Regions from separate parts of the Mus musculus genome. Here region 1 is linked to region 2. Evidence: chromatin loops called from intact Hi-C (ENCODE). Cell type or tissue: heart. All regions are shown on one strand. Links, peaks and the distances in the headings refer to the core of each region. The heading gives the core; the rest is flanking DNA. Region 1 has its middle 13 kb from the start of Olfml2b. Region 2 has its middle 14 kb from the start of Gm10522.

Region 1 (16,696 bases), core at 3,474-11,473, 360 kb after region 2:
GAAAAACATGATGGGTTTTGTCCATCTTTTTGATCCTGATTGCTTGCTTGTTTGTTTGTTTTTGTTTTTTAACCTTTGTTCTAACTGTGGGTGAGTTCCAAATTCAACAAATGCCCATTTAGTGTGTGTGTGTGTGTGTGTGTGTGTGTGTGTGTGTGTGTGTGTGTGGTAGGGGGTAATTTTAGAGCCCTGCACCCATAGTAAGAAAAGTCTCCCCTCAATTTTTCTTCCTTCCCTTCCTCCTCCTCTCCCTGCTCTTTCCTTCCCTCCGTCTTTTCTTATTGGATCCTGGGCCTCCCTCTGGCTAGGCTTGTGCTCCACCACTAAGCTACTTTTACTAAATACCCTTTCCTTACTGGTGTTTGAGCCAGCAGTCAGAGATGGCCAATACCACATCTACAGGCATTTCCCAGGCATCCTTTGGGATGTATCATTCAGAGATCTATATCCCACGGCAGAGTATATCCCACAGCATCCTTCTACATGCTGACCTGGCACCCTGATCTGAAGATACCAGGTTAGGCTTCGTTTGGCTTTTGAAGAGCAAGAGTTACCTACTGTAGACTCCCTAAATCCCTTACTAAGAGCCTGTTGATTCCATGTCCCTGCCCTCAGCATGGTAGTATAAAGTAAATACCGCCCTCCGTGCCTAACCAGTGAAGTCACCAAGAGACTGCATGATGGCAACTCAGCACCAGTGCTAAGCCTGTGCCAGGTATCAAGTGATGTTCAGTCCCAGAGTTGGTGACATCATTTCCTCTTACAAATGCGGAAATGGATTTGGAGTGGGACACACTGTGAAAATGTTCAACGGGGTCTCTGAAGCCCTAAGTGTGTGTGTGCCACTTGAGCTCCCAGAGACCTGGGACCCTTCCCAGTTTTGCCTGCCAGCACATTGCTAGATGCTAGGGATTGCTTTGCTACCTCAACCATCACTCCCTCCCCAGAGTTTGCTTCTGGCAGGAGCATCTGTTTTCCAGTTTACCCAGAAGCCCCCTGGCTTTCCTCTGAAATGTCTGTCTGTTGCCAACCAAGGCTTCATTTGCCAGGTGGGGCTGGTGGCTAAAAATGACCTGCCACCTCTGTGTGTAATTTAGAAAAAACACCTGCCCCACACTAGCAGAATCAAAGAGCAGAGCAAAGTCCCATGAGCAACATCATTCTGCCATCTCCCTTCACTGGCTGGCTAAGAGTCGGAGCCAGGCCAGGGAACTCCAATAAATGCTGGGGAGGGACGAAGGAGAGCTCAGACGAAAATGAAGTCTTTCTTCCTCATTCGCTCTGCGTTGCTCTTTGTTCTGCCCTTGATCTGAGTTCTCTTTCCTTCAATTCGGCTCAACTCGATTCCTGAATATATATGATGGACCAGGTGCTCTGACTCGCTGAGCATAGCACGCGAGGATGCACACAATGTGGCCTCGGACTTCAGGATTATGAGACTAGGGACCGGGAAAATGGCTCGGAAGATAAGTGCGCCCTGCATAAGCAAAAGGACCAGAGTTTAGATCCTGTCACTCACACAAAAAGCTGGCATAGTGGTGTGTGCCTGTAACTCCAACAGTGGATGGCAGAGGATCTGGGGGCTTGCTGGTCAACCAGGCTAGCCAATGAGTGAGCTCCGGGTCCAGAGAAGGACCTTGTCTCAAAGTATGGAGGCGAAGTTGATAGTGGGAGGAAGCACCCAATATCAATGCCAGGTCTCCATAAACATGGGTGCGCACACACAGATTATTCACATGGGATCCTAGGAACAGACACAAAAGAATTTTTTTTCACCAAAGTTTTTGTGTTTGTTTTGTTTTGTTGTTTGTTTCTTTTTTAAAAGTCAAATATGTGTTTCTTCTCTTGATTTCCCCAGTTTTAAAGGACAATTTATATTTCTTTACTATGCCAACCCTGGAGACTTCTCTTTTTATTAAACCAAGTTTTATATAGCAAAATGTAGATTTTAAGCCAATCAAAGTAAAATTGCCATGTGCCTATCAAGTAGGAATTATGTTTTCAATAAAGGCATGCTGTTTAGGTTCTGGATTCTGAGCCAAAATATGTTGCTGGAATTTCTATTTTCTCACATTCTCCATGTATTCCACAAAAGGACATTTTTTCCTCCATACCCCTTGAGACTTGGTCAACACGCCCAGATGCATATTATCTTTGACAGCCTCCTGCTCCCACCTTGGTGAATCTGTCCCCAGCTCAATGTCTCTCCACCCTACTGGGCAGCTCTGATTTCATAGAGACTCTAGAGCCAGGTTCTACTTTGTTGGTGATCTTGGGGAGCTTAGCTCAGAGATTCAACTCAAAGACTTCACAGTGAGGTTTGAGGCAAAGCCTTGTGAAAGCAGGTGTGCTGGCCGGGTTGCTCGGTAGCCCAACTGCCTGGGCTGAATAAAGAAACGAAATCCAGCTGAGCATTCATTTACCAGTCCCTGGTTCCTGGCGGTGGGTGCCCGGTGATCAGCTGCCTCACACTCTGGCCGCTAGGACTTTCCCATTACTGTGGACTATAACCTTCAACTGTGAACCAAAATAAGATTGCTCTCCTTACGTTGGATTTAATCAAGCAGTTGTCATGGTAACAGGACAATTGATAGAGTTGCTCCAAGGCACATGGGGTAAAGACTTGGTCCCAGCCTGTGGCACTATTAGGGATTGGGGATCGGTACAACCTTTAAGAGTTGGACCTAGTAAGAGGTCTTCAGGACAGTAGGGTGAACCCTCAAGAGGAGAGTGGAACCCTTCAGACCCTCTTGCTTCTTTCCTTTCCCCTTCTAGTCCTGATGTGATCAACTTTGCTCCACTCCTACCATGGTTCTCCTCTCTCTCTCTCTCTCTCTCTCTCTCTCTCTCTCTCTCTCTCTCTCTCTCTCTCTCTCTCTCTCTCTCTCTCTCTCTCTCTTTCTCTCTCTCTCTCACACACACACACACCCCAGAGGTTTAAAAGCAACGTAGACTAGAGACTCTAAAGCCATGAATCTGAAAGAGACTATAAGTGGATGAAACTGAGTGTTTGTTTTAATAATGGAGGCCTATACAGACTCAGAGACTCCACATCTATTACTTTGGGTTTTGTTTTGTTTTGTTTTTGTTTGTTTGTTTTTTGGTTTTGTTTTTTGGTTTTTAGAGACAGGGTTTCTCTGTATAGCCCTGGCTGTCCTGGAACTCACTCTGTAAACCAGGCTGGCCTCGAACTCAGAAATCCACCTGCCTCTGCCTCCCAAGTGCTGGGATTAAAGGCATGCACCGCTACTGCCTGGCTCACCTATTACATCTTTTGCTTATCTCAGCTGCAGCCCTCAAGTGCAGGTAAGCCTACTACCTAGCAGGTAGCACATGGTACTTGAATCTTGACTTGGCCCCTTGCTGGGCTGCAGAAGGTTGAAAGCTCTGGAGGGAGGAGCCTGTCTCCCTGATCCCTCCCTCCCCCCAAAGAACTGTGCTAGAGCATAGATACATGGAAACATATGCGTTATGAATGGGCTTGGTACTGCGTGATCACACTGTATTTTTTAAAAAGACCATTTTGTGGGAACAGGACCGAGGACGGGGGCAGGGGCGGGCGGGGGGGTGGGGGGAGTGAAAAGCAACAGCCACGTGACTGGTCCCTGGCAATCAGACTCCAGAGACCAACATCAGGGTGCAGGTCTGAGTTTATTGCCCAGTGCATAAGTTTATATACAGTGTTTGAGCCAATCCCAAGCCCCTAAATCCTTGCCCAATCATATCTTGTCACACCGTCACTGTGCTCCAATGAAAGCCCTGCCTGATGAGGCTGATGCGGGAACTTAGAAGGAGTTGGGGGGAATATCGCCATCTGTGAGGACCTCTGTGAACACGGGGAGATGGAGCCATCTTAGATCTTATGTTCTGTAAGGCAGATCAGAGGAGTCGCAGGAGCCTGTGGCAGCTCACTCTCCATCCCACCTTTTCCGTCACAGGGTTGACTTTCACACACACACACCCTTCTACACACACACACACACACACACACACACACACACACACACACACACACACACACACACACACATTTTCACTATTGTGAGTTGTTGAACACTTGTCTGCTGGAGTTTTGTCATCATCCCTAGGTTTTCTTTGTTTTGTTTTTAAAGGCAGCTTCGAGCAATGAATGAATTTCTCTCGCAGTAAGAAGAGCCATTTTATAACTATTTTTTGGTCTAGCTTTGCTACTTCTTTTTCCTGTTCTTGAGTCTTCCTTTGTGGTTAAGTGATTTATTCTACTGGTACGTTTTGATTCCTTGCCGATTCATTTTTGGTGTGCTATTACACATTTTTTTGCTGTGTAGATGCCCGAGGCTGACAGAAAATACTGTTTGATTCTAACAAGCTCTCTTGAAAGGAGGAGAACATGATATGATCTTAAAGAAAAACAAGAGAGGAAAGATAAAGAGAGGAAATACATTAATAAAATACCTCTCTTGCATTCCACTCCGCCCCTCCTTTTGACATCCCATTCTGCGTCTTTCTGTGTGGCCCATGTCTAGGGCCAGCTTTGACTCCAGTTCTGCTCCATCCTGAGTGTTCAGTTGGCTTTTAATAGCACCTTGCCCACAGACAGTCTTTCTACAATTCCACACTGAAAGATATTCTAACCACTACATGCAAAATGACAGAACTATACAAACATGAATGTAGTCTGTGGGTAGTAAGATAGCTGAGCCCAGGAGACCTGGCATCTGGTCTCAGAGTTGCCACCTCAGTTGTGTGGACCTGGGAAGGCACTGGCCTCTCTGAGAAGCCCCAGACCTCAGTTTTGTATCTTGCCAAGAAATTGGTTTGACCAGATGATTTCCAAGTGGCTCATTTTAAACCTAAGATGCTGAGTCCTTTTCTTTTCTTTTCTTTTTTTCTTTTCTTTTCTTTCTGTTTTCCTCTTCTTTTCTTCCTTCCTTCCTTCTTTTCTTTCTTTCTTTTTCTTTCTTTCTTTTCTCTCAATCTCTCTCTCTCTCCCTCCCTCCCTCCCTCCCTCCCTCCCTCCCTCCCTCCCTCCCTCCCTTCCTTCCTTCCTTCCTTCCTTCCTTCCTTCCTTCTTTCCTGCCTCCCTTTCTCCCTCCTTCCACCTATCTTTCTTTCTTTTTTTCTTTTCCTTTCATTTTCTTTTCTTTTGTTTTTGAGACAGGGGTTCTCTGTGTGGCCCTGGCTTTCTTGCTCTGTAGTCCAGACTGGCCTTGAACTCACAAAGATCCACCTGCCTCTGTCTCCAAAGTGCTGGGATTTAAGGTGTTCCCAAGATGCCAGATTCTTGAGCAAAACCAAGGAGCTTGATTTATTGATCCTGTTGAATGCTCTCAAACACAATGGCCTTGCATGTAGCTTTCCACATTCCTGTAAGCCATTGTTTGCTGCAGAGATCACCGAATACCTAAGCGGTGAAAAGTATTTTCATGGTATGATTCTCAACAACTCTGCATCCTGTTTCCTTAAATTCTAGTTTAATGAGTATTAATTAATTGATAATCCCTAAATTCTAACTGGAGAGCTACTGTATGCCAGGTAAGGGACAGGGGAGGGGTAGCCTGGCTATCCCAAGGTTGGCTGCAATGAGTGAATTCGCTGGTCACTCTTGGTGGACGTCTCCTGTCTCAGCTGAGCCTGGTTGTTGAACTGTAGCTGGCTGTAGGATGAGGATGGTTTACGACCTCTCCCCATTTCTCTAAGCCATGCCGGGAAAACAGACACCTTTTCCTTTATGCCATGGGAGAGAAAACAAACTCACCGAGTGTGCATCATCAGAGCACAGTTCTTAGTCCACCTAGAACCCAGGGCTTATCTGTTCACGAGTCAACCCTGGTACACTCACACCTGTGAAGTGAGGTTTCTCTGCTCTCCAGCATGTGACATTTATTCTGTCCGGAGCACTTGGTCATATTTCAGGTGCTAGATGCTCACTTTTAATTTTAATTGCTCTTTAGGTTTTTGTTTTGGTTTTGGTTTTCATTTTGAAGTGTGTTAGAAAAACAACATATAGGGGGTGGGGTAGAGAGATGACTCTGGCCAAGAGTACATACTACTCTCAAAGAGGACCTGAGTCTGGGTCCCAGTACCCATGTCAGGCATTTACAACTTCCTGTAGCCTCAGCTCCAGGGGATCTTCTGGCATTCTCAGGCTCTACACTCACACTCACACACACACACACACACACACACACACACACACACACACACACACACACACACACCCCACATGCACATGCACAGTTTAAAACAAGCAAGCAATCAAACAAAAACCCACTCCTATAATTAAAAATTTTTAAAAATGTAAAACTCATTACTCCATGATTATTGTTTGAGCCTAAACTTTTTTTTAAAAGAGAATTATTTTAAGGTCCTACTAAAGAAAAGTCAGTCTAGGTGATATGGGGAAAAAATGGTATAAGCATTTGAAAACCTTCACAAACCTCTGAAATTCTCAGACTGCTGAACTCAGGTCACATGCTCCAGTGTCTGATAGCTTCATGAAGACAAAGCTGGATTATGGTCTCCCTAAGTCTCCTGCACTGTGTCCCACCCCTTGGGCAATTGGTACCCTTTGAATGAGGAAAGAAGTAAATTACATCAACGGAAGATGTAATAGCATCTTGTCTCTAGTATCTCCATCAATGGCCCAGTTTACCCTGCCTCTAGTATCTCCACCAATGGCTCTGTTTACCCTGCCTCTAGCATCTCCACCAATGGCCCAGTTTACCCTGCCTCTAGTATCTCCACCAATGGCTCTGTTTACCCTGCCTCTAGCATCTCCATCAATGGCTCTGTTTACCCTGCCTCTAACATCTCCACCAATGGCTCTGTTTACCCTGCCTCTAGCATCTCCACCAATGGCTCTGTTTACCCTACCTCTAGCATCTCCATCAATGGCTCTGTTTACCCTGCCTCTAGCATCTCCACCAATGCTCTGTGTGTCCTCAGCATTCGAGGCTCAATGATGTTGGGTACTCGCTCACCTTTTACCTGAACGAATGGCTCGTCATAGGCTGCAGATGTGTTAACTAGGCCAGCACTATTATTTTTCGTTTGTTTTCGTTTATGAATTTGAATGTCTTTGGGTAGGGTATACCTTAGCTACAGATCTATTGCTGTGAAAAGACACCATGACCAAGGCACTTTATAAAAGAAAGAGTTTAACTGGAGGCTTGCTTACAGCTTCATGGGCTAATCCACACCCATCATGGTGGGGGTCATGGCAGCAGGCAGGCATGGCACTGTGGCAGTAGCTAAGAGCTTATTTCCCCATCTGAAGACAACAGACACAGAGAGAAGCTGGGCCTGGCACGGACTTTTGACACCTCAAAGCCCACAGCTCCTCCAACAGGGCCACACCCCTTAATCCTTCCTAAACTGACCACCGACTGGGAAATAAACATTTAAATATTTGAGCTTATTAAGGGGGGGGCATTCGCACTCAAACCACTACAGGGTATATACTCTACTTTGCTTAGCCTTTTTCTTTCCCTATAACTTGGTAATTACCTTAGTACAAATTTGCAAACCCTGGCTTAAAGGGCTTAACTTCCCTGGTGTCTCAAAGGGCTGGCTCTTCAATCATAGAATTTGATGGCGTACTGCTAGGATTCCCAGGGAGTCATGCACAGGTGTCCAGCATGTTATTGAATCTCTAGCCTAAGCAGAATTTCTAGGACAGCCCTGCAGGAAGAGGCATGGCAGGACGGAGCCCAGCCAGCAGATGGCACTCACTCAACTTTGGAAGATTCAGCTTTCAGACTTGGGGTATAGTGACACCTGCTGTCTGGTGTCATTTTCCAAAACCCATCACATTGCTATCTGAGTTCATTTCCTCCAACTCCAACCAGATTCTTTTCCTCCTTCCCTCTCCTTCATCTGGGTAAAGGCCAACAGGCGTCAGGAAAACTGTCTCATGCCCAGGTCTGCCAGTGTGATTGTGCTATTTTATCTGTTTTCTACTTCTTGGGGGGAAGAAACTTATCTCTCATTGTATATTTTTCTTAAGAATTTTCTGTGGTTTAAATATCTCCCCCCCCCAAACTCTAGCTGAAATTGAACCCCCGTTGTGAGATCTTAAGAGGTGGGGGTCACCTCCTAAAGCTTCCGTAACAAAACAAAAACAGAGCCACTGTCTGGGGACCAAATGTTCAAAGATGTGAGTCTGTAGGGCCCATTTCCCATCCAAACAAACCACACCACTTCCATTGCACCTTTCAAGACTTGAAGGTTGCACGAGGCTAGTCCTCTTCTCCACACATTCTGCAATCCCGTTCAGAATGGAGCATTGCTTCTGGGTCACTATTTTCCTAGACAGAGACACCTCTAGTGCTTCTAGTTAATCTTTCTCACTCTAATGGCTCTCCCATAGGTTTGGGAACCATTGTGTGGATTTTGTCAGAGACCAGGCATGCCCAGTCTAACCATGTACTAACACCTGGAGAAACCACCACAGAGAAGTCTCAGAACTCACTGGACCAATTGTGTGTCAGACCTAAGGTAAGAACTCGCTCAGTCACTCGACTTCCACAAACCTCTTGACTGACTGGAAGGCTACAGCGACATTTTGGGTTTTCTAGAACCAATGCCCCTTAAGAGGCAGAGCCCAGGTCTAATGGGCTCCTTCTCTCCAGGGCGCAGCCATCTCTGTAAAAGAGCATGCATCCCTCTGGGGAGACGTAGAGAAGAGGGAATCAGACACATCTTGGGGAGTGTACAGGAGGTCTTCCTCACAGGGGTACTGTAGGCTTCGATTTTTTTAAAAAGCCAACCTTTTAAAAAACTTTATCTGCATTTATTTTATGCTGAATTTATTCCCGAGCCGTGAGTTTTTGTTTCTTCAATTTCTTCTGGGATATCTTCTTCTTCTGTGCAACCTCCTCTTCTGGCTTTGGAACGATCTGTTCCTTCTCAGTGAGGATCATCTCAATGTGGCAGGGGAGCTCATGTATGGGTTAATCCGGCCATGAGCTCTGTAGGTTCGTCGGCGCATCTTAGGTGCCTTGTTCACCTGGATGTGTTCAATGACTAGAGAATCTACGTCTAAACCCTTAAGTTCAGCGTTACTCTCGGCATTTTTAAGCAAGTGCAGCAAAAATTCAGCACTCTTTTTTGGCCACCGACCCTGTGTCCAGCCCCACTGTTTGGCCTGGGCGCACCTACTGACTCCACCATTATACCGCCGAAATGGCACACATTGCTTCTTTAAAGTGACATCTTTCAGATACTTGGTGGCTTTGCGGATGTGCATACCCTTGATGGCCTGGGCAGTTTCCCGGGTGTTCTTAAAGTGAACACGAAGGTTTGACCCTCTTGATTTGCATGATTTTGTGAGGTTTTCTGGGTCAAGAGAGTAGCGAACCATCTTGGCAGGTGACCTCTGGCCGCTTACAGGAAGAGCAAAAAGCCAACTTTTAATAAGAGTTTTCAAATACTTCGACACCCCCCCCTTCTAGCCCACCATCCAAAGGTAGGGGAGAAAAGATGGTAAATAGGACAAGGGGATGTGGATCCATTTACAATAGTTCCTTTAGGGCAATTCCAATCCCTTTTTGTCAGGATACCAGTAGTAATTCAATAGTATCAGGATACCAAACATGAATCAGTAGTGGTGGCATGACTCAGCAGAAACCACCAGGCCTCCATCGAATAAGCATGAGCCAGCAGGTGTGACCAGGACCAGCCTGGACTTCAGGAGAAGCTCTCTGCTGGGCTCCTCTCAACAAAGTGAAGATCAGGGAACACAAAGACGAAGATGTGAAACAAACAAATCGTTGTAAGGCTAGCCATGCAAATGTGCCTTCCCTGCCCATTGAGTCCTATTTATACACACTCCAGATGTCGCGCGTCCCATGCTTTGCCACCTGCACCTTGGCTCAGTCTAAATCCAAAACCTTGGGAACCATCAGAGCTAAGCATGACTTTCAGTATGAAGTCGAGGGTCTGAGATCCTGGGATTCTGATGTCAGAGAACAAGGCTGTCCCAGCTCTAGAAGAGATAAGAACTTTTTTTTTTTTTAAATCTATTTACTCTATCTAGGCTGAGGGTAGATCTTGCTTCCTCTGTTTGTTGTTCCAAATGCCAATGTCTTCCAGAAAGCTCATCACAAATAACTGAAAATAATGCTTTACGCTCTTTATAGCCGTAAGTGTGAACATCCTCACAATTAAAATATAAAAGCAATTTCAGACACCTGTTCAGTATGTTACAAAGACACTGACAGTCTCCTGACTCTAATCCTAGCAACCTGAGTAGCCAGGGACCCACATGGTTAATGGTGAGAACTGGCTCCTTCAAGTTGTCCTCTGACCTTCACATGCACATGTACACACACACACACACACACACACACACACACACACACACACACACACACACACACACAGGAATGTAATTTTAAAAAAAAAGGTTCTCATACAAACCTGACTCCATCTTAGCCCAGGCTTGAGGATGAAGAATGGTATGAGATACTGAGAAGAACATCACTAAGCTGAGACACTGAGAATGGGGAATCTCACTGTGTTAGGCAGACTTCAGCTCTCGGTAATGCTCAGCTAAGACTCTTCCCATTCCCTCCATTAATGTTAATGAGGTCTGGGAAGGTAGCTCAGCAGTAGAGTTTTTGCCTGGGATATGCCAGGCCCGGAGTGCAAACTCCAACATTAAAAATAAATAGAGAAGTCTAATGTTACGTTTGTTATTTTATATGTAAAATATATAACATATAAAACAATTAATCACTTCTTATTTCCATTGGAAATTTGAAAATTGATACTTTCATTTAATCTTTACAACTCTGATACAATCTTTCCAGATGTTATAAATAATTCTAGGTCCAGTGAATCCCATCTCAACCTATCAATTAAGGCTGTTTTTGGAGAGGGTGAGCCAGGGATGAAGTGTCTCCTTGGACTTGAGTTTTGTGCAGGTGATAAACATGGATCTATTTGCATTCTCTTACATGCAGCCATCCCGTTCTACCAGCACCATTTATTGAAGTTTTTTTTTTCTCCAGCATGTGTTTTTGGCTTCTTTGTCAAAGGTCAGATGTCCATATATGTGTGCATTTATGCCCGAGTCTTCATAATTGATTCTATTGATCAGCATGTCTGTTTTTATGCCAATACTATGCTGTATCTATTACAGTATCTCTGTAATATAGCTTGAAATATGGATATTGCTTTGATTATTTAGGATTGTCTTAGGTATCCTGGTGTGTGTGTTTCCCTAGGAAGTTGAAGTTTTTATTTTTCAATTTCTATGAAGAATGTGCTTGTATTTTGATGGGGATTATACTGAATCTCTATATTGCTTTTGGTAAGATGATCATTTTCACAATGAGCATGGGTGGTCTTTCCATCTTCTGGTGTCTTCTTTGATTTCTTCAGTGCCTTAAAGTTTGTATTATACATACAAGTCTTTCATTTGCTTGGTTAGAGATATCCCAAGACTTTTTGTTTTTGTGTTTGTTTGTTTGTTTGCTTGTTTATTTTTGAGGCTATTATGAAAGGTACTATTTCCTGATTTTTTTTTGTAATGTGTAGATAGGAAGGCTACTGATTTTTATATGTTAATTTCTAGGTGCTTAATGTTGTCTACATGTAGATCTAAGTAGAATCGAAAGATTCAAATAGGCAGGGAACAGACAAAGCATGAAGACAGAGACATCAAGCTTTTCATCCCACTGTAGTCATTGAGCCGATCTCTCTCTCTTTTGATAGATCTGTCTATCTATCTATCTATCTATCTATCTATCTATCTATCTATCTATCTATCTATCTATCTATCTACCTATCTACCTATCTACCTATCTAATGCATTTGAGTGCCTATCTAATGCATTTGAGTGCCTATCTAATGCATTTGAGTGCTCTATCTGCATGTACACCTACATGCCAGAAGAGGGCATTAGATTCCACTATAGATGGTTGTGAACCACCATGTGGTTGCTGTGAATTGAACTCAGGACCTCCAGAAAAGCAGCCAGTACTCTTAATTGCTGAGCCGTTTCTCCAGCCCCTTATCTTATCTTTTCATGCTAAAGTGAAGAACTGGTGTTTTTAGCAAAAGCGGCCTTTACATTTTTGCTAAAAATGTAGGCAGTTTTAAAACCCACATATCTGTGGTATAAACACCAGTAGGCTGGTGAAAAGTTGATAATGGATTGCTCGACTCTGCAACCTCCAATATCAGTGATTTGTAAGTCAACTAAGAGCAGATCCTGTTGAGCATGGCAGTTCACACCTGTGATTCCAACATTCTGGAGGCAGAGGTATAAGGATTGGCTGTGAGTTCTGGGCCAACTAGGGCTACACAGTGAGCCCTTTTTCTCAAAAACAAAATAAAACAAAACAAAACTAAACAAAATTTATATGAATGTTGTGAATTTGCTCTGAGAGATCATCTGCCATCTGAAATGAGTATGGGTCTTACGGAGGACATTTTATGGGATGCAGTTTCTCCCCTTGTCTGCTTGTCACTGTGTGGTCATGGTGTCTGCATGGTGTCATATAGCATGCCTGGTCTGTAAACATTCTGGGCTTGTCGGCTAATCTGTGTTTTAAGACGATGCTCATGAAAAGCATGCTTTTAATGGGTAACTGGTCAAGGGTTCAGAATTATTTTGCATTTTCCCCTTTCTGGTGGTCCCTGACTGCCTTACTTCCAGGTTATTGAATCTATTGATATCCTGAGGAGCACTCACGTGGAGAGGGTATGGAAGCATGGCACTCCACATAACTTGTCTGGTGTTTGCCCCCATAAACCCTTCCATTATGCCTGATGTCAGCAAAGCACTTTTGTGACTATCTCAGGTCACATTACCAATCATAAACAGGAAGGTGGATGACTGGGAACTCCCTAGTTTGGTAGCTAAGTTAGATGAACCATGAATACCTGGTTGTCAATGATCAAGACAGGCACAAAAAGTGACTACAAGATTGCAGGACTAGGCATACCTTGGACGTGAACTCCACAGCCAGTCCCACAACACCCAGAGGAAGCTCCATTCCCAGGTGCTCTAACACCCAGGATCAGAGGATCAGAGGATCTCAGGATCCCAGGAGCTTGGTCACACCAGGATATCGGGGTCCCAGAGGCACCTTGACTCCCAGGAGCTCTGACACACCCAGCATCTCAGGATCACAGGATCACAGAATTCCAGGATCACAGAGACAGCTGAAATCTGAGGAGTTATGACACATCCAGGATCACAGGAAGGACAGGCTCCAGTCAGAGACAGCAAGGACAGGTAGCACTAGAGACAATCAGATGGCAGGAGGCAAGCATAAGAATATAAGCAATAGAATCCAAGGTTACTTGGCATCATCAGAACCCAATTCTCCCACCATAGTAAGTCCTGGATACACTATCACACTAGAAAAACAAGATTTGGATCTAAAATTACTTCTCATGATGATGATAGAGGACTTTAAGAAGAACATAAATAACTCCCTTAAAGAAATACAGGAAAACACAGGTAAACAGCTAGAAGCCCTTAAAGAGGAAAATTACAGGAAAACAATCAAACAGGAGAAGGAAATGAACAAAACCACCAAAAATGGAACTAGAAACAAACAAGAAATCACTAAGGGAAATAGAAAACATAGGAAAGAGATCAGTAGTCATAGACGCAAGCATCACCAACAGAATACAAGAGATAGAAGAGAGAATCTCAGGTGCTGAAGATACCAATTTCTCACAACAATCAGAAAAAATGCAAAAAACAAAAAGCTCCTAACCCAAACCACCAGGAAATTCAGGACACAATGAGAAGACCAAACCTAAGTATAATAGGTATAGAAGAGAGTAAAGATTCCCAACTTAAAGAGCCAGTAAATATCATCAACAAAATTATAGAAGAAAACTTCCCTAACCTAAAGAAATAGATGCCCATGAACTACAAGAAGCCTACAAAACTTCAAATAGACTGGACCAGAAAAGAAATTCCTCCTGTCACCTAATAATGAAAATACCAAATGCACAAAACAAAGAAAGATATTAAAAGCGGTAAGGGAAAAAGGTCAAGTATCACATAAAGGCAGACCTATCAGAATTACACCAGACTTCTCACCAGCAGCTATGAAAACTAGAAGATCCTGGGCAGATGTCATACAGACCCTAAGAGAACACAAATGCTAGCCCAGACTACTATACCCAGCAAAACTTTCAGTTACCATAGATGGAGAAAACAAGATATTCCATGACAAAACCAAATTTACACAATATAAATCCAGTCCTACAAAGAATAATAGATGGAAAATACCAATACAAGGAGGGAAACTACACCCTAGAAAAAAAGCAAGAAAGTAATCTTTCAACAAACCCAAAAGAAGATAGCCACACAAACATAATTCCACCTCTAACAACAAAAATAATAGGAAGTAATATCTGGACTCAATCCCCCAACAAAAAGACATAGAGTAACAGACTGAATACTTAAACAGGACCCAGCATTTTGCTGCATACAGGAAACACATCTCAGTGTCAAACACTACCTCAGAGTAAAACATCAGAAAACAATTTTCCAAGCAAACCATCCCAAGAAACAAGCTGGAGTAGTCATTCTAATATCGAATAAAATGGACTTCGAACCTAAAGTTATCAAAAAAGACAAGGAAGGTCACTTCATACTGGTCAAAGGAAAAGTCTACCAAGATGAACTCTCAATTCTGAACATCTAAGCTCCAAATGCAAGGGCACCCACATTCATAAAAGAAATTTACTAGAGCTTAAAGCACACATTGCATCCCATACAATAATAGTGAGAGACTTCTACCCCCACTCTCAGCAATGGACAGAGCATGGAAACAGAAACTAAACAGAGACACACAGTAAAACTAATGGAAGTTATGAACTAAATGGATCTAGCAGATATATATAGAAATTCCATTCTAAAGCAAAAGAATATACCTTCTTCTCAGCACCTCATGGTACCTTCTTCATGGTATTAAATTGACCATATAATCGGTCACAAAACAGGCCTTAACAGATACAAGAAGATTGAAATAATCCCATGCACCCTATCAGATCACCTTGGACTAAGGTAGTTCTTAAATACCAACAAAAACAGTGGAAAGCACACATACACATGGAAGCTTAACAACGCTCTTACTCAATGACAACTTGGTCAAGGAAGAAATAAAGAAATAAATTAAAGGCTTTTTAGAATTTAATGAAAACGAAGATACATCATACCAAAACTTATGGGACACAATGAAAGCAGTGGTAAGAGGAAAACTCATAGCTCTGAGTGCCTCCAAAAAGAAACTGGAGAGAGCATACACTAGCAGCTTGACAGCACATCTGAAAGCTCTAGAACAAAAAGAAGCAAATACACCCAAGAAGAGTAGAAGGCAGGAAATAATCAAACTCAGGGCTGAAATCAACCAAGTAGAAACAAAAAGAACTATACAAAGAATCTATAAAACCAGGAGCTGGTTCTTTGAGAAAATCAACAAGATAGATAAACCCTTAGCCAGACTAACCAGAGGGCTCAGAGACAGAAAATTAATTAAATCAAATTAATAAAATCAGAAATGAAAAAGAAATATATGTTAAAATAATTATTCTGTTTGTTGAATATTAACAGTTGAAAATATTGAAATCATGTTCTACAAACATCATGGAAATATTATTGATAATTTTTGTCACTGTGCTTGAAATTAGCATTTTCTTAATGTTTAACTTCAAAGAGTTTTTGCTATTTTGAAATTTTAAAATATACTTACTGATAAAATAATTTCTCTCCTAGAAACACTGATAATCTTTTTTAAGTAAACTGATTATTAGACAATGTACACAGGTATATAATGTGTTTTAAACACTCGCTCACTATGTCAGGTGGTATCATATAAGGGCTTTTGAATATATTTCTTAATGTTTCATTTTTAATATTTTATGCTCTTTTACTATGTTAAATTCCCAAGGAATATTTTGTATGTTTTGAAACAAATTAGATAATGTTTTCAACATTAGATATAGGATCCTCAGTTATGGAGAGTGTTAAATGTTCATTAATGATATTTTTAGGGTATGAAAGGATATGAATATAAAAGTTGAACAAATCTTTTATGTATTACTTGATTCTCAAAATACTCAATATTATTAATATGATTGATGTATAAAATGCATTTAAATAATAAAAAAATTTAGGAAAAAACAAAAACAAAACAACAAAAAAAGATTATAGAACTAAAGGCCTTGAACTAGATTTGTATGCAAACTCTGAGTAAATTACGGGACACTGGTTGATGTCATAATTGGCTGGTGGTGAGAGAGACAAGAAATGCTGCCCCTGAGGGAAACTGTCTTAATGGTCACCATAAAAAGCTAAATAAAACAGCCTCAAGCAGATTGAGCTGATATACAAAGAATTTAGCTACCCTGGAAAGGATAATTAAGGTGATGCAGTTCTTTCATGCAAGCACTTGGGAGGCAGAGTCAGGCAGATCTCTGTGAGTTCAAGGCCAGCCTGGTCTACATAGTGAGTTTCAGGCCAGTGGGGGCTACAAAGTAAGATCCTGTCTCAAAAACAAAGCAAAGTTTAGACTATTGCTAGAGGAAGCTATTGGCATACTCTCACAATGTAGTATTCTGAATGTTCCACATCTAACAAAAATATTACTAAACACAGAGAGGAGGGTGGAGGAAGAGGGAGGGGGAGAGAGAGAGAATATCTATGATTCATCATCAAAAGGAGCATTAGTCTGAGATGTGG
Region 2 (16,696 bases), core at 5,447-13,446:
ACCTAGAAGGAAGGAAATCCAAGACTTGGTTTCAGTTTCATGGGGCATCAAAACACTTCCCTTCCCTAAGTCTGCTTCCTCATTCATAAAGCTAGGTAATTACGTCAGATGTATCCAGCTTTCTCTGTTTATTGTAAAGTTCTGGATTTGGCTTCCAGTTGATGTAGGTTAGAAAGACAGAAGAAATTGAAGGGATGTATAACCGGAAAAGTTCCCTCACCTGGGAGTCTGATGGAAGCCTTGGAATTCTAGTACAGCGGACATTTGCTGCAAAGAGTGTTAGCATAAACATGATATCCTTTTATGTAGAGATACTTTATTCCCAAATAGCAGTGAACTAGGACTAATGACTGTATGCGCATGCTCTTGGGTCCCAGGACCTCATTCCTTTTCCTGAGAATCTCAACCAAGAGTGCCGGCCTTGTTTATAGTAAAGATGCCTTACTATCATGCATTCAGGTGAGCTAGACGGTTCCTTTATGTGGAAGCCTGTTGTTACCATCTAGGTAAAGTGTTAAGGTCAAACCATCCACCCAGCAGCACTTCCTGAACCTGTGCATAAGCTCTTATGGTATTTGCTTTTATAAGCTGACCCTTAGGATGGATCCCAACATAACAGAGACACCTGCATCAATATAACAAACTATTTGAAATAAGAATTCCATTTTGTTAGGAGTTGAGAAAATTTTCAGTTCCCAAGGCCTCCCTGGAAACTGATATCCTACTTGGCAGAAAGAGACATGCATGTGGGCAACTGACATCCTGGTTGGTGGGTAACTAACACCCTGACTGGCAAGTTAAGACATGAATGTTAGACAAGGCAAGTCCCCTGCCACAGTTGAATACACCAACCAATGGGAGCAGGCTAAGTGTACAAAAATGACATGTTCCAAAGGAAACTCTTTAAACCCTGATTGGTGGAATAACTTGGCACAGATGTTTGTGGATTTTAGGCTTAAAAACCTTGTAGGATCTTATATCAATGGTGCTGTTCAGCTCCTGAGCCTGAATCCTGGTCTCAGTCAGATAGGGATAGTTTATTGAGCATACACTTCAGTCCTGGGGTGTATGCTCAATAAACTACCCCCATCTACTGAGATTGCGTTTGTGTGGTTTGCTAGGTGACTTCTGGACCCCAACACTGTCAGCCCCCTCCCCCTCCCCCCTTGTTTACATCCCTTAGCAGACCTTTCAGATGGTAACTTCAAAATCCACCAAAACGGTGTATTTGAATGTTGTGAAAGTGTGGGAAAACTCTCAGACAACCCATACTCTTGCTTTTAGGTGTGTCTTGTTGCTTCTATGTCTCCCCACTTCCTCTGAACTCTCGTGCTGAAATCTATGCTTTTTTTTTTTTTTTATTAGACTCCGGCTCTGCTTCACACCGACTAGCCCTGAAATTCTTGTCTAGGCCAAAGCACTGAGTACCCAACTGACCTGAGTCAAGGTTTCTAAAAGATTAATCGAGTTTATCAGGGAGCTGTGGATGAGATAGTAGGGAGCTGGGTATACTGTTTCTACCCCACGACACTGTAGAAAGTGGTAGTTTTTCCTTCCTGAAAATCCAAATGAAGGTCTTTAGGGGATGTTGGACAGACAAAACCTTTAACATGTAAAAATTGTTATAAAAGTGGAATTCTTGCTTTTATTATGACACAAAATACCCAGAGACCCTGATAGGGAAATGAAGACTTAGTTTTTGAAAAGGAAGTGGAAACCAGGAGGTGATGGTAGCACTGGAAAGCAGAGACAGGCAGTTCTCTGTGAGTTTGAGGCCAGCCTGGAGTACAGAGGGAGTTCTATCATAGCCAGAGCTAACCCTATCTTGAAGGGGAAAAAAAAGGAAATACTATTTTGTTTTATTTTAATTTTTAATTAGTGCATCCTGAGGCAGATAGAGAGACAGAGAAACTTTAGGGAAGATGAGAAGGGGGAGAAACCTTACCAGCAGAGAAGCAAGAATTTCAGCACAGCTCACAGCTGCCAAAGGTCTCCCCTCTTCCAGCCACAAGACTACGATTCTCTAGGCATTACACCAGAAACCTCACTTATAGGAAAGGACACTTCCAAGTGGCCTCTGGTTTTGTCTTTTCGGGTTATAACTACCTCCATAGCAACCCTAGAATCTCACTTAGCAAGAGAGGGTGTGGGTGGGTGGAATTTTAACCACCTCTTGAGACACAATCTGAGAGCCACCAAACTGGTATATAGGGTTGATCCTAAAACACGTAACTGTGACTCTCCTTTGAGGAACATAGACTCATACTAGGACATGTCTTATATCCTTTATTAAAATATTTTGAGCCAGACACATTTTTTTATCTCAGCACTAGGGAGGCAGAAGCAGGTGGGTCTCTGAGTTTGAGGCCAGCCTATCCTACATAGAGAGTTCCAGCCTAGCCAGGGCTACATAAAGGAGGACCAGTCTCAAACAACAACAACAACAACAGCAACAGCAAACAAACAAAAACAGAGAAATTGAGATGACTCAGCAAATAGGTACCTGTGGCCAGGTCTGTAGATGCAAATGTGAGCACTGGGGCCCCACGTAGCAGAAGGAGAGAATCAATTCCAGCAAGATATCTTCCAGCCGTAGTACAATAAAGCCAGGCCTGGTGGCACATGCCTTAGCACTCCAGAGGCAGAGGTCCACATCGTGAGTTCCAGGTCAACCAGGACTACTTAGATATTCTGTGTAGACTACAAATACTACTACATATTGTGTTTTTAAAAAGCCAATCAACCAATCAATAAATGCATTTTAATAAACTCTCCAACTCTTGATACTAGGAAGGTCGGAAATTCTTTCCTGTGATGAAGGCAAGGACCCTAGTCTGGTCTAGTGGAGGTCACTTAAAGAGGAGGACTCTGCTCAGACTGCTGAAAGAGATAGCTTAGGGCAGTGTCTCTCTCCACCGCAGACTGACTTCAGCATCTTCAGCACTGACTTTCCTTTCTCAGGGAACTTCAGCTCGTGGTGAGTGGATGTGACTGATTCTCCTTTGAGTGTCTTATTGTTAAATGGCTTAGGTCGTTTTTTTTTTTTTTTTTTTTTTTTTTTTTTCTCTTTTTTTGGGGGGTGGGCTGGGGTGAGGTGAGGCAGTGTCTGTCTACATTTGGCTGTCCTGGAATTCACTGTGTAGATCAGGCTGGCCCCAAACTCAAAGATCTCCCTACCTCTGCTGGGATGAAAGGTGTGCGCCATTCTGAACAGTCAAAGATGCAACTTTCCCTGGACAGAGCCTGTCTACTCCATAGCCATTTCTGCTTTTTTCTTTTTAACTTACTGTTACTTTTGGTTGTCAAGTTGATTAGGATCAGCTAAGAGACGAGCCTGTGGCTACATCTGTAAGGGACTTTCTTAATTAGGTTAATTGACATGGGAAGATCCACTGTAAATGTGGGTAGCAGCTGCTGGTGATAGCCCAGGTATTCTGAGATCTGAGGGAAAAGCTTTTGCTTTTTGAGTGTTTGGCATCCCATTCTACAAGTAAATTGGTATGCTGTAGTGTGATTTATCTTGTGAGCCTGGCCCTTTAAGAATTCTTAGCTGTTAGAACTGCTTGACCCTGCTGGTGGTGGTGCATGCTTTTAATCTCAGCACTTGGGAGACAGAGGCAGGTGGGTTTCTGAGTTCGAGGCCAGCCTGGTCTTCAGAGTGAGTTCCAGGACATCGAAACCCTATCTCTAAAAAACTAAAAACCAACCAAACAACAACAACAACAACACCCTGCTTGACCCTATAACCTTCAGTGCTGGTTACCTCTTGAATTTCAATGACTGGCTTTGGCATCCACATGGTGGGTAAACTGAGGCAGGCAGCTGTTAGGAGTTAACGCTTAGAGCTGCTGCTGCTGGGGCTGGATCCAGATACCTACAGGGGCTGCTGCCAAAGACAGCCAGGGATTAGAGAAGTCACTCAGCAGAGGGAACAATGCTTAACTTACTGGGGCTGGCACTTTCTATGGCCAGCAGGGAAAACTTTTAACTCTTTGAACTCTTTTAACCCCTTGGAGCCAGAACTTTTAACTCTTTGAACTCTTTTAACCCCTTGGAGCCAGTGAGAAAGAGAAGGAAAGAGAGAAAATTCACACACACACACACACACACACACACACACACACACACACACACACATGGTGTATGAAACAAAAGGCAGAGTCCAGTAACTTCATATACACAATATACATGCATATATACATACACACATACATAAATGCATACAGATCTACAGATGGTGTTTTATGTTTTAAAAAAGAGAAGGAGAGACTATGGCTGTAGAGCTAGGTATGGTGAGGTGTGGGATGGGTGCCTCTGCAGGCCCAGGCTGAGGAATCCCCTCCCCCTGCGGTATCAGCCATTTGATGGGTATAGTGTGGAATATATTTATTTATTAAATAGTTTATTCAGAAAGGGAGTTAGGAAGGGAGGAGGAGGAGGAGGAGGAGAGAGGCCAGCCAGAAACACAAAGTGGGGAGGGGAAGAGAGGGAGAAAGGGGTCAGGGAGAGAAGGGTGTCAGAGAGAATAAGAGAGTAAGAGAGAGAGGAGGGGGCAAGCAGCCCCTTTTATAGTGAGTCAGGCACACCTGACTGTTGCCAGGTAACTGCTGGACAGAGCCTAGAAGGAGTGCTAACAGAGGGACACAGATACATTCACATAGAGAATGGTTAGAGCAAAGCTCCAGCAAGCAGGCTCCAAGAATTTCACACATACACGTGCATACATAAATACACAATGGGTGGATAGAGTGAGCTCCAAGCCATACCCAGACAAGCTTTACATGTGTACATACATGCACACAGTTGATGGATGGAAAGGAACACTGTTGCAACCCCCATTTTCACAAACTTTACCCATATACAGAAAGAAACAATGTTCCAGCCACACATTTTTAAAAAAAGATTTATTTATTATGTATACAGAGTTCTGTCTGCATGTATGTCTACAGGCCAGAAGAGGGCATCAGATCCCATTTCAGATGGTTGTGAGCCACTATGTGGTTGCTGGGAATTGAACTCAGGACCTCTGGAAGAACAGCCAGTGCGTTTAACCTCTGAGGTGAAGCCATCTCGCCAGTCCCCAGCCATACATTCTTTCTTCCATAGCTTACATATCCCAGCAAAATCTTTCAAGCAGTATGCAATTACAATGTGATTACATTTTAGTTTTCTTCCAGTAAATGATTATGAAAATGATTATGGAAAACAGTGTGTTATCCAATACCTTTACAAGAAATAACTATGTAGTACAGGTAAAGAAAACAAATTATTCCCCAAAACCCATGTACATTCACAACCAGGCAACTTGTTATAGATTAACAAAGTGTAAGCAAGCAAGGGAGTTTTCTAAGCCAATTTCTCTTACTAGCAGGCAACAATCTGCAGTTACAAAGAAAGGAGCAATTGTTATTTATCTTTAAAAGTAATCTTGTAAAAATGTTAAAAGAAATCTTAACTTTTATATAAAAAACAGTCATATCTACTGTAAATCCTCAGAATGCATATCTACTCATCAGCAATTCTTTTTTTTTTTTTTTTTTTTTTTTGGTATTTTTGAGACAGGGTTTCTCTGTAGCCCTGGCTGCCCTGGAACTCACTTTGTAGACCAGGCTGGCCTCGAACTCAGAAATCTGCCTGCCTCTGCCTCCCAAGTGCTGGGATTAAAGGTGTGTGCCACCACGCCCGGCTAACAATTCTTAATAAATCATATCAGGAAGTTGAGGGCAAAAGTGGATATAAGAAATCAATTATTACCAGTCCAGCTTCAGTGAGAGTCACGTCAGCCAGTGCTGTCATTGTTCTTGTTCCCGACCATGTGCCTTTCTGAACTTCATATTGTTCCCTAAGATTTTTTTATTTATTTTTAACATATATATATATATATATATCATATATTACTACTGGCTCTGATATATATATATATCAGAGCCAGTAGTAAAAACATCTCAACTAGCTTCACTAACAAGTTTATTTTTCCACATGTTTTCTAAGGGTGGTTGTCACTGCTGACACTCTGTGTCTCTAAGTTCTTCTCTAGGGTGGTGATTGAATCATTAATCTGCTCCAGCAGCAATGTCTGAAAGAGATCAAGCATTAGTATTGTGAGTGCCAGAGACACTGCCCAGTGAGGGACTGGAAGCTCCCTTAGAATTTTCATAATTCTTAGATTAAGATGATGTGAGGGCAGCAGGCCTCACATGTGGTCCTCAGGGCCGTGCCACCCTGAGGCCCACCCATGTGGCTGTGATAACCTGTGGGCTGCATTCCGTGAGTTCTAAAGCCATTTGCTGTTCCTCCTGCATGACCCTTGGCAGGAAAGGGTATGAAAAAGCCAGCAGAGGCTGAGGAAGAGGATTGAGCCAGCAGAGGAGGAAGAGAAGGCAGTTGGTGCAGGAGATAGTTTAGGAGTGAGTTGAGGTGGGAGAGGCTGTAGCAGATAGGCTACAATGGTTGGGAGAAGGGACTATTTAGGGAAACTGAAGGAGGAACATTTGTAGGGGCTGCACTGGACACTGGGAGGACAGCTGACAGGGAGTTAAGAGAGCTGGTTATTGTTTGTAAGAAAAGCAAGTGTTGGGTTGGAGAGATGGCTCAGTGGTTAAGAGCATTGACTGTTCTTCTGGAGGTCCTGAGTTCAAATCCCAGCAATCACATGGTAGCTCACAACCATCTGTGATGGGTTCTGATGCTGTCTTGTGGTGGCATTTATTTATTATAAAATAAATAAAAATATTTTTTCTTTTTTTCTTAGATATTTTCTTCATTTACATTTCAAACACTATCCCAAATGTCCCCTATACTCTCCCCCCCGCCCTGCTCCCCTACCCACTCACTCCCACTTCTTGGTCCTGGCATTCCCCTGTACTGGGGCATATAAAGTTTGCTAGACCAAGGGGCCTCTTTTACCAATGACACTCCTCCATTGCTGGTGGGATTGCAAGCTGGTACAACCACTCTGGAAATCAGTCTGGTGACTCCTCAGAAAACTGGACATAGAATTACTGGAAGATTCAGCAATACCTCTCCTGGGCATATACCCAGAAGATGTTCCAACTTGTAATAAGGACACATGTTCCACTATGTTTATAGCAGTCTTATTTATAATAGCCACGAGCTGGAAAGAACCCAGATGTTCCTCAACAGAGGAATGGATACAGAAAATGTGGTACATTTACACAATGGAGTACTACTCAGCTATTAAAAAGAATGAATTTATGAAATTCTTGGGCAAATGGATGGATCTGGAGGATATCATCCTGAGGGAGGTAACCCAATCACAAAAGAAGTCACTTGATATGCACTCACTGATAAGTGGATATTAGCCCAGAAACCTAGAATACCCAAGATACAACTTCTAAATAAAAATCTTTAAGAAAGAAAGAGAAGCAGACATTAAAAGAAAAAACTAAAACAAAACACAAGACCCCCTTTTTACAATACGCCTCGCTTTCAAATTCACCTACCCTGTTGCTGCATAGCTGACACCCACCTCCGTCATTCACTGACATGAGAGCCTAGTTTCTTCTGCCTTTCACTGTGGGCTGAAGACAAGTGGCTCACTAGCAAGATTCCTGGCCTTCAGCACCAGGCTGGCACCGGGGAGGTTCCTAGTCTTGTGGACTGAACTATTAGTTCAAAGCCTTTCCATTGTAAAAACAGCCATTTGTTGGACCACTCAGACTGAATCATGGAAGCCCATCTAAGAACTGCCCCCTTCAGTCAGTTCTAATTCCCTGACTTACTACTGTAACAAAACACGATCTTTCTCAGTATGTGGTGATCACGAGATTTAGGGGAGACTCAAGCTTTCCTGGCACCAGGAAATCATTTTCAGTTAGCTTAAGCCAGAAATTCTCCAAGTTGCGCTCTAGCAGAGTCATCTGGAGAGCTGGGTCTCTTTCAAAGTTTCTAAGTTTGGTAGGGCCTGAGAATTTGCATCTCCAGCAAGTTTCTAAGCAATGCGGAGGCTGATTTTGAGAACCGTCGCTCTGAGGCAGTCATAGGATTCCACTCTCTTGCCAGGCATCGCGCTGATCACGTGAACATGGCTGGGGCCAACAAATCCCACTCTGCTGGATCCTGAGGTACAAGGATTGGCCAGTTCTCTGTCAGTCTTTGGACATGGTGCTATTGCACCGCACGCTGCCCGGAGCTGCTGCGGTCAGCTTCAGCATGCTTTCACAAGAAAAGAAAAGTGGCTGACGTGTTGAAGAGAGCGAGGCAAAGAGAAGGAAGTGTCTGCACTGTTGCGGGCACTGTGGTAGGCTAGAGACTGCTGCAACAGCAGATTGCAGTCATGGAGAGGTACGTTCCTTAAACAGGAAAAGCAAGACCACCCAAAACTGACTGGGGCCCAGCAGAGATGGCAACTGTCATTTACCTCATCAGAATGACGTCTCTATATGATTAGCCTTGTAAAATGCCCTTTTCCCTTCATGCATCTGTTGCTATGTCATATCTGAAATCTCCATATAAAGACAAAAATGGATAGTAGCCCTGTCGGGGAAACGAAAGGGATCCCAGCCCATCCCTGTGGTTCCCTGATTTTTTTCTCTGCCTTAACTCATGGATACTCTTTCCCTGCATTAAAGATTGCCCTAAAAATGTTGCCCAAAGTTCTGCGCAGTGTGACCATTTCTGGGGGCCTCACCCACTGCCTGAGTGTGCACTTTCGTTCTGAAATCAACTTCCTCCTAATTCCTTACTTTGCCTCATTAAAAGAAAAAGGTTTTCTGATGATGACGAGAGACTAGAAACACTGGGTAAAGGTTTCACCACCAGCAACAATATTATTACACGTTATCTATAATTTATAGTTACATGTTTAAGAAACTTGGTATGCCACATGGTAAAGCCATTTTTTTGGGGGGGGGTCTATGTAAGCTGTTTTCTGTTTTCTGTCATTTTGCTGTAGGAAGCCACCTAGTGATGCTCTCTTCCAGAACTCAAAGACTCTACTTAATGCAGCAGAGTCTAGAGGGACTGGGTTTCCAGACCTCAGGCTGAGGGCTATAATGTTGGCCAGTACTAAGCACTAAGGAATCCTTAATTCTAGATGACCATAAAGGCTAAAACTCAGGCTTCTGCCAAGATTGAAGGACAGGAAAATGTAGAACTAACTAAAAACTATGCATAGTTATACTCTCTATTTTCCAGAAGCACAAAAGAATCATGCTGTGTGTACTGGCATGTGTTTTGTGTGTCAACTTGACACAAGCTGGAGTTATCACAGAGAAAGGAGCCACAGTTGAGGGAATGCCTCTATGAGATTCAGCTGTAAGGCATTTTCTCAATTAGTGATCAAGGGTGGGAGGGGCCATTGTGAGTGGTGCCATCCCTGGGCTGGTAGTCCTGGGTTCTATAAGAAAGCAAGTTGAGCAAGCCAGGGGAAGCAAGCCAGTAACATCCCTCCATGGTCTCTGCATCAGCTCCTGCTTTCTGACCTGCTTGAGTTCCAGTCCTGACTTCCTTTGGTGATGAAGAGCAACGAGGAAGTGTAAGCGGAATAAACCCTTTCCTTCCCAACTTGCTTCTTGGTCATGATGTTTGTGCAGGAATAGAAATCCTGACTAAGACACCATGTTAGGGTACCAATTTCAGAGGCCTGCATAAGGACACTAGAGGGCACTGTTCACTGCTGCCAAGCTCTGGGGGAAGGAAGCCTGCCAGAGTCCAGCCCTTGGAAAGCAGACCAGCAGACCAGCTCACTCCTATGCCTCAACCTTGAAAAGCTTTATTAATCCCTAGACAGTGATCATTGGTGGTAATCCTTCACCTGGGACATACTCTTGCTATACGTGAGCTCTGCTTGCCTCCAATCTCTTGAACTTACAAATAACTTATAATAAACATTATACACACACCCTCCTCTTGTTGCCTATGAAATTTATGCTTTGGGTTTACAGAGACAAAGAACCCAGACACCTGAGATGGGAAAGCCTCCATTTCTATTAAGGTCTTCCCATGTTCCTTGAAACAATGCAAATGGCTAAACTTTCTTGAACCCATTAGCTTTAGGAAGGCAGAACAGGCATCTTATAGGCAGAATGTTAAAATAAGATAAAATGGACCTCTGTCCATTAAATTCGTTGCATTTTTGAGAGCGAGGAGTGCAGCATAGTGAGATGCAGGTAGACTATAAAAGGTGTTTGCACATCACCATTGTGTGCCTTACAGGCCATGATGAGTTTGGGCTTTACCCTGAGGTCACGGGGTACCACTCATCATTTTAAACAGCAGAGTGTACTTGGGATTTAAGAAGACTATTCTGGTAACAGACAGGTTGAGAAGTAAGACTGAGGGAAAGACAAGTGAGGTTGTTGCAACGGCTCTGGTTGCAGATGAAGGCGATTAAGACTAAGGGGGAAATGGTGTAAGTAAGATTAGGATGTTTAGCAAGAAAAACTGCCAAAAGTTGGATGTGAGTTTTGAAAGAGAGACCCAACCATGATGTCTTAGTTAGAGATTTTCTGCTGTGAACAAACACCATGACCAATACAAATCTTGTCAAAGACAATATTTAATTGGGGCTGGCTTACAGGTTCAGAGGTTCAGTCCATTATCATCAAGGTGAGGGCGTGGCAGCATCCAGGCAGACATGGTGTAGGCAGAGCTGAGAGTTGTATATCTTCACCTGAAGGCTGCTAGCAGAATACTGGCTTGCAGGCAGAAAGGATGAGGGTCTTATATCCACAGCCACAGTGACACAACTACTCCAACAGGGCCACATCTTCTAATAGTGGTACTCTAATAGTGGCTGAGCATATACAAACCATCACATATGACATCTGGGTTTCTGGCTCAGGAGGTGCCATTCTTCTATGTGGGAAGACAATGGAAAGAAGTTTGGCTGGGGTGAATTTAAGGGAGAGGTGTGGGTATTTAGAATCTGGTGTGTGTGTGTGTGTGTGTGTGTGTGTGTGTGTGTGTGTGTGTGTTGGGGTGGGCAGGGGCTATCTATTGATCATGCCAGTGGCTTGGTCAGGAATATCTGGCTGTCTGTAGAAGTCTTTTCTAGAACTGGATACATGGGCTTGAGATGAATAGTGCTTTGAGAAAATGGACTGGAAGCTGGGAAAGATGATTCTATAACACATACTCAGAACTGATTTGCTGAAAAGAGTTGACTCCTTCCGCCCTGCATGGTAATGGGAAGCAGGACAGAAAGTCTGGTGTGTCTGCCTTGACTCTGAATTCTCCTATTTCACTCTGCATAGCTATGGTAACCAGAGTGTCCACATAAAAACGGGTGGTGCCTAACCTACCTCATCCTTCATCAAGGCTAGAGACACAAAAGTAAGAGTAACTGAAACTTACCTTGTACAAGGTCCTGTTCCAGCAATACCAGAGGAGCCATAAGGTGTCCAGTCCTTGTCCTGAGCTTATGACTGCCCTGGATTCCAAGAAGAGCAAAGCTCCATGGAAAGACTGCCCACTCTATAGAGGAAGAGAGTTATCTCTGATGACAAAGACTCTCTAAGAAGTGATCATCTTGTAAGAATCAGACCTATCTGGTTTAAAGCTACTGCTTTTGCCTGAGAACATGGCCATGCTACTAGCCACTCCTGGATTCCCATTTGTTCCAATCCCCTTTGCTCTGAGAGGTGAATGAGCAAAGTTTGTTCCTCTACAACTTGCCTTCTAGCCACAATTGCCGGGTGTTATTATCTCCGACCTGGAAAAGTGTGCCCTTACCAATTTATTATCTCCATCTTTCCACTTGCCCTAAACTTCAGTGGCTAGTCCTACCTAGCCCCTTCCAAACATCCCTGGCCACCTGCCTGTAGCAGAGGCCATAGGCCCAAGCTCCTCCCATGACTTCACATGGTTGCTGCCTTATTCTTCCTCCAAAGCATGGCAAAAAGACCCCCTTTCTCCTTTCTTGTGTCTCCCTTTCCTCCTGGGACCCAGAAGTCCCACCTATACCTTCCATCCAGCAATCACCCCTTGGCCTTCTTTACTGACAAATCCGGAACCAATTGGGGAACAGGACTTTAACATCAGAACTGCTCCCTTCACCTATCCTTTGCATAATGTTTGTAACCACGTCTTTGGGCCACTATGCAGAGTCATAGTGGGAGAATGGCCAACCAGATCACACCTTGACCATGAAGACTTAACTATACATTTCCTCCTGCTTTCTGCCTCAGATCTTCTTCTATTGAGACCAAAGCTCGTGTCAGTACCCTCGAGTCAGAGTCCGATACCAGACCCATTGTTTTTTTCCCTCCTCTCTTTGCTTTTACTAATACTTGCCTCTAAACTCCATGCTAGGACCCCCCAAATTGCTCTGAGGGGGTCCCCAAACTAGTTTCTCTTCCTAAGATGGCTGCATTGAATAAATCTACTTTTAAATGATTAATCTCTCTCTCTCTCTCTGTTTTTTTTTTTTTTTTTTTTTTTTGAGACAGGGTTTCTCTGTATAGCCCTGGCTGTCCTGGAATTCACTTTGTAGACCAGGCTGGCCTCGAACTCAGAAATTCGCCTGCCTCTGCCTCCCGAGTGCTGGGATTAAAGGTGTGCGCCACCACGCCCGGCTCTCGCTCTCTCTGGTTTTTTGAGACAGGGTTTCTCTGTATAGCTCTGGATGTCCTGGAACTCACTTTGTAGACCAGGCTGGCCTCAGAAATCCGCCTGCCTCTGCCTCCCAAGTGCTGGGATTAACGGTATGTGCCACCACCACCTGGCTAATTTGTCTCTTTAATTGGCCTAGTGAAAGTGGGTGGCTGATCATGGTTTTATGGGGATGCTAGGACCCTGGATGACCCCAAAGATTGTGGTAACAGATCTACTTTCATATTTTTGAGAACTTTCACACTGACTTCCATAGTGGCTAGACTAATTTACATTCCCACCAGCAGGGTGTGAGGTCTGGCTTCTCTCCGTATCTTCCTGCCTCTGCTCCCTGAGTGCTGGGGTTACTGGCATGCACAACCTCACCTAGTTTCCGTCAAGTTTTAATTTGCATATCTCTGATGGTTAGCAATGTGGAACATTTTTTTTTTCATATGTTTCTTGGCCATTGGCACATTGTCTTTTGAGAACTGTCTGTTTGCCTTTCTAGTTTATTTGCTGATAATGTTGTTTGGTTTCTTCTTATACAGTTTCTTGAGTCCTTTGTATATTCTAGACATTAATTTTGTTAGATATGTACTTACCAAAGGTCCCCCTCCCATCCTATACTCGCGTCTCTTTACTTGTATCTTTTGCTTTGTAGAAACTTGAACATTTCATGCTGTTCCATCTGTGGATTGATGGCGAACATTGTTCCCTGTGCAGTTAGAACAGGCTGGGGAACAGAACCTTCAGTGTTCACACACAGATTCTGGATCAAAACATCAGAACCACCCCCTACATATAGCTGTCTGTTTCTTTATTTTTCATTTAATTAGGTATTTTCTTCATTTACATTTCCCATGCTATCCCAAAAGTCCCCCATATCCTTCCCCCAAGTCCCCTACCCACCCACTCCCACTTCCTGGCCCTGGCGTTCCCCTGTACTGAGGCCTATAAAGTTTGCAAGACCAATGGGCCTCTCTTTCCACTGATGGCCGACTAGGCCATCTTCTGCTACATATTCAGCTAGAGACATGAGCTCCGGGGGGGGGGGGGTACTGGTTAGTTCATATTGTTGTTCCTCCTATAGGGTTGCAGACCCCTTCAGCTCCTTGGGTGCTTTCTCTAGCTGTCTGTTTCTCATGTTAAACCACCTACCTGATCTTTCTTCAGCAACCATGAACCCTATTCACTTGTCACACAGGAGCAGTATTCACTTGGTTTCAGCAGAGGGCAGTAGACAGTGGCAAAACAGTCTCAGGGTTTCTATTGCTGTGAAGAGACACCATGATCACAGCAACGCTTACAAAGAAAACCATGGCTTACAGTTTCAGAGGTTTGGTCCGTTACTACCATGGTGGGAAGCCTGGTAGTACGCAGGCAGACACGATGCTGGAGGAACTGAGAGTTCTATATCCAGAGCTGCAGGAAGAAAAATGCCACACTGGGTCCGGCTTGAACATCTGAGATCTCAAAGCCCACTCCAGCGACACACTTCCTCCAACAAGACTATACTTATTTCAACAAGACCACACCTTCTAATAGTGCCATTCTCTATAGACCTTTGAGGGCCATTTTTATTCAAACCACCACAACAATCTATTTTTTTTAATTCAGAAAAAATACCAAAACCCCATAATCATCTTCAGTGTTCCTCTCGAGGAAGATGTTCATATAGACAGGCTAGACCTCAGAATGTCAGCCACTCTTAGATGACCTTTCCCCTTATAAGTGACAGGTTAGCACCGTGTGACTTGTGGAAGGCTTCTGAAGAGGGAGTGTGATTTGCAGAATGCAAGCTATCTTTGCTCACATAAAGCAGCACCACAGGGCCAGGGGCCATGGCAATGGCACGGAAGGCTTGGGGACAGCGAGAAGCCTGGAATACAATTGAGCTTTGGGCTGGGCATAGTGGCAAATGCCTTTAATTGTGGCAACGGCAGGGGGATTTCTGTGAGCTAGAGGCAAATCTGGTCCTGAATTCTTGTCCATGGTTGAAAATGTTCTTAGCTCTGTTGTGGTCTGAGGTCAAGAATGCTAAAGGAGCTGTGATTGTGTCTGGCTTCTTGTTATCTTTCTTCTCCTTTTACAAAACTCTCTGGCCATTTGTGAGAATATGATCAAAACTGAAGTATATGGATATCTCATGGGGGACCAACTATACTGACCAACTCATCCTCTGTGCCTCAACCCAGGAAAGCCTTATTAGCCCATAGATGAAGACCCCTGATGAGAACTTACTTCTTGGGGCTTGCTCTTGGTACACAGGGGCTCTATAGGTTTCTTTCTCTTAAGTTCTCACCCATAACCCTATAACAAATTCCTTTTTAAAAACTCGTTTTAAGCCGGGCAGTAGTGGCGCACGCCTTTAATCCCAGCACTTGGGAGGCAGAGGCAGGTGGTTTTCTGAGTTTGAAGCCAGCCTGGTCTACAGAGTGAGTTCTAGGACAGCTAGGGCTATACAGAAAAACCCTGTCTCAGAAAAAAAAAAAAACAAAAAAACCCAAAAAACTCGTTTTAAAATAATTCCTCTTAAATAAATTCCTTTTATTTATTAAAGGAATGTCTTATTATTAAGCATAATTATTTTTTATTAAATTAATTTAAATTCATAATTTATAAAAATGATTGTTGAATGAAATAATTGATAATTAATATATTAAATTTATTAAAGAAATTCATTTTATTTATTAAAGAAATTTATCATTATTATTATTATTATTATTATTAAAAGGAACTTAAAATAAATTCCTTTTCAAAACTTTTTTAAAAAACAAAACACCTCCATGCATTGTCTGCAAAATCCACTCTTCAAATTCTTAAGACCAAGGATGAAGGACCTTTTGTCTTAGGCAACTTTAATAGCTGTTGATTTTCTGGAACCCCAGCCCCCCATGTTGTTGTCCATCTGAGATGAGAAAACTTCTGGCCTTCTAAAGGATCTTTTGCTTTTTCTTATGTCACTGGGGTTATGAGACACATTTCAGAGACAGAGATGGAGGAGCGGGAGAGGGAGGGGAAGATGGAGGGAGGAGGGAGGGAGTGAGAGAGAGAGAGAGAGAGAGAGAGAGAGAGAGAGAGAGAGAGAGAATTTACCCAGTGAGCCATCTTGCCATCTCACCAGCTGTATTAGGCAGGATTTTCTAGAGTAACAAGACTAGAATATAGAAAGGAGATTTATTGGAATGCCTTATAGGCTGCACTCCAGCTAACTCAACAATGGCTGGCTGCGGATGGGGAGTCCAAAAATGCAGTAGTTGCTCCATCCATGAAGCAATGTCTCTGCTTGTTTTCAGGATACACTGGAATCCCAAAGAAGTAGGCTCAATGCTGGTGAAGAAATGGATTTGCTAGCAAGGTTAGGACAAGCAGTCAAAGAACAAAAACTTCCTTCTTTCTGCTCCTGGGTTTCCAGAAGAAGGTGGAGGCCTAGATTAAAGATATCTCTTCCCATCTTAAACAAAAAATTCCACATAGGTGTGGCCTCCATTTTTGGATTTTAGTTAATTCCTAATGTAGTCAAGTTGACAACTGTGGGGCAGTGAGCTGTGCACAGACAGCATGGTAGCTGGTCAAGCACAGGCCTTGAACTCCAGTGACCTAGTAGGTGGTGACTTCTGCTTACTTGGGAAGGTAGGTGTTTGGCTACACCCCCTGGGCCCCTGTCTCCTTTTGAAGATGCAGCCTCCCACAGCCCCTGCAGAGAGGTGTGTGACCATCTGTTACTTAGGCAATGCCTCAAGCTCCTGGTATTCTGTCTGGACTCCACTCCCACAGTTACCTGGCAACAGCCATGTATGCTCCTCCCCACAGTTACCTGGCAATAGCCAGGTAGGCTTGGTCCACTATAAAAGGGGCTGTTTGTCCCCTCCTCCCTCTCTTACTCTCTTTTCTCTCTCACTCTTGCTTCCTGCTTGTCCCCTCTCTCCCCATTCCCTTACCGCTTCTCTGTATGTGGCCATGGCTGGCCTCTACTTCTCTACTCTCTCCCTCTCTGCCTTTTTACAATAAACGCCTTAAAACCATGGACTGCCTCTTCTCATCGGGATCCACCATACTGGAGCAATGGAGCAGGTCTCCCTCTAAAGACCCACAAATCTAACCTCCCGCTAGGAGGCCTCTTTGCGTTCCCAACCACAGT

Evidence for each region. Peaks named below come from ENCODE experiments on the same cell type or tissue, not always from the same donor. Only the 100,000 strongest peaks of a DNase experiment are listed, where the experiment ranks them.
Region 1: a loop joins it to region 2, with 2.8 times the contacts of the local background. A loop is called at or near these places in 4 of 42 quality-filtered maps.

What each region holds. Positions count from the first base shown.
Region 1 is chr1:170,623,595-170,640,290 of GRCm38, reverse strand. It overlaps the pseudogene Gm7299. Among named protein-coding and RNA genes, the nearest start is that of Olfml2b, 13 kb to the left of the region's middle. In heart, for the core only: a CTCF peak has its summit at 7,711 (motif pointing right); a DNase peak (open chromatin) is centred at 7,700; H3K27ac peaks cover 544 bases.
Region 2 is chr1:170,989,887-171,006,582 of GRCm38, reverse strand. No RefSeq gene overlaps it. Among named protein-coding and RNA genes, the nearest start is that of Gm10522, 14 kb to the right of the region's middle. In heart, for the core only: a CTCF peak has its summit at 9,619 (motif pointing right); DNase peaks (open chromatin) are centred at 8,122 and 9,622; H3K4me3 peaks cover 676 bases; H3K27me3 peaks cover 1,579 bases.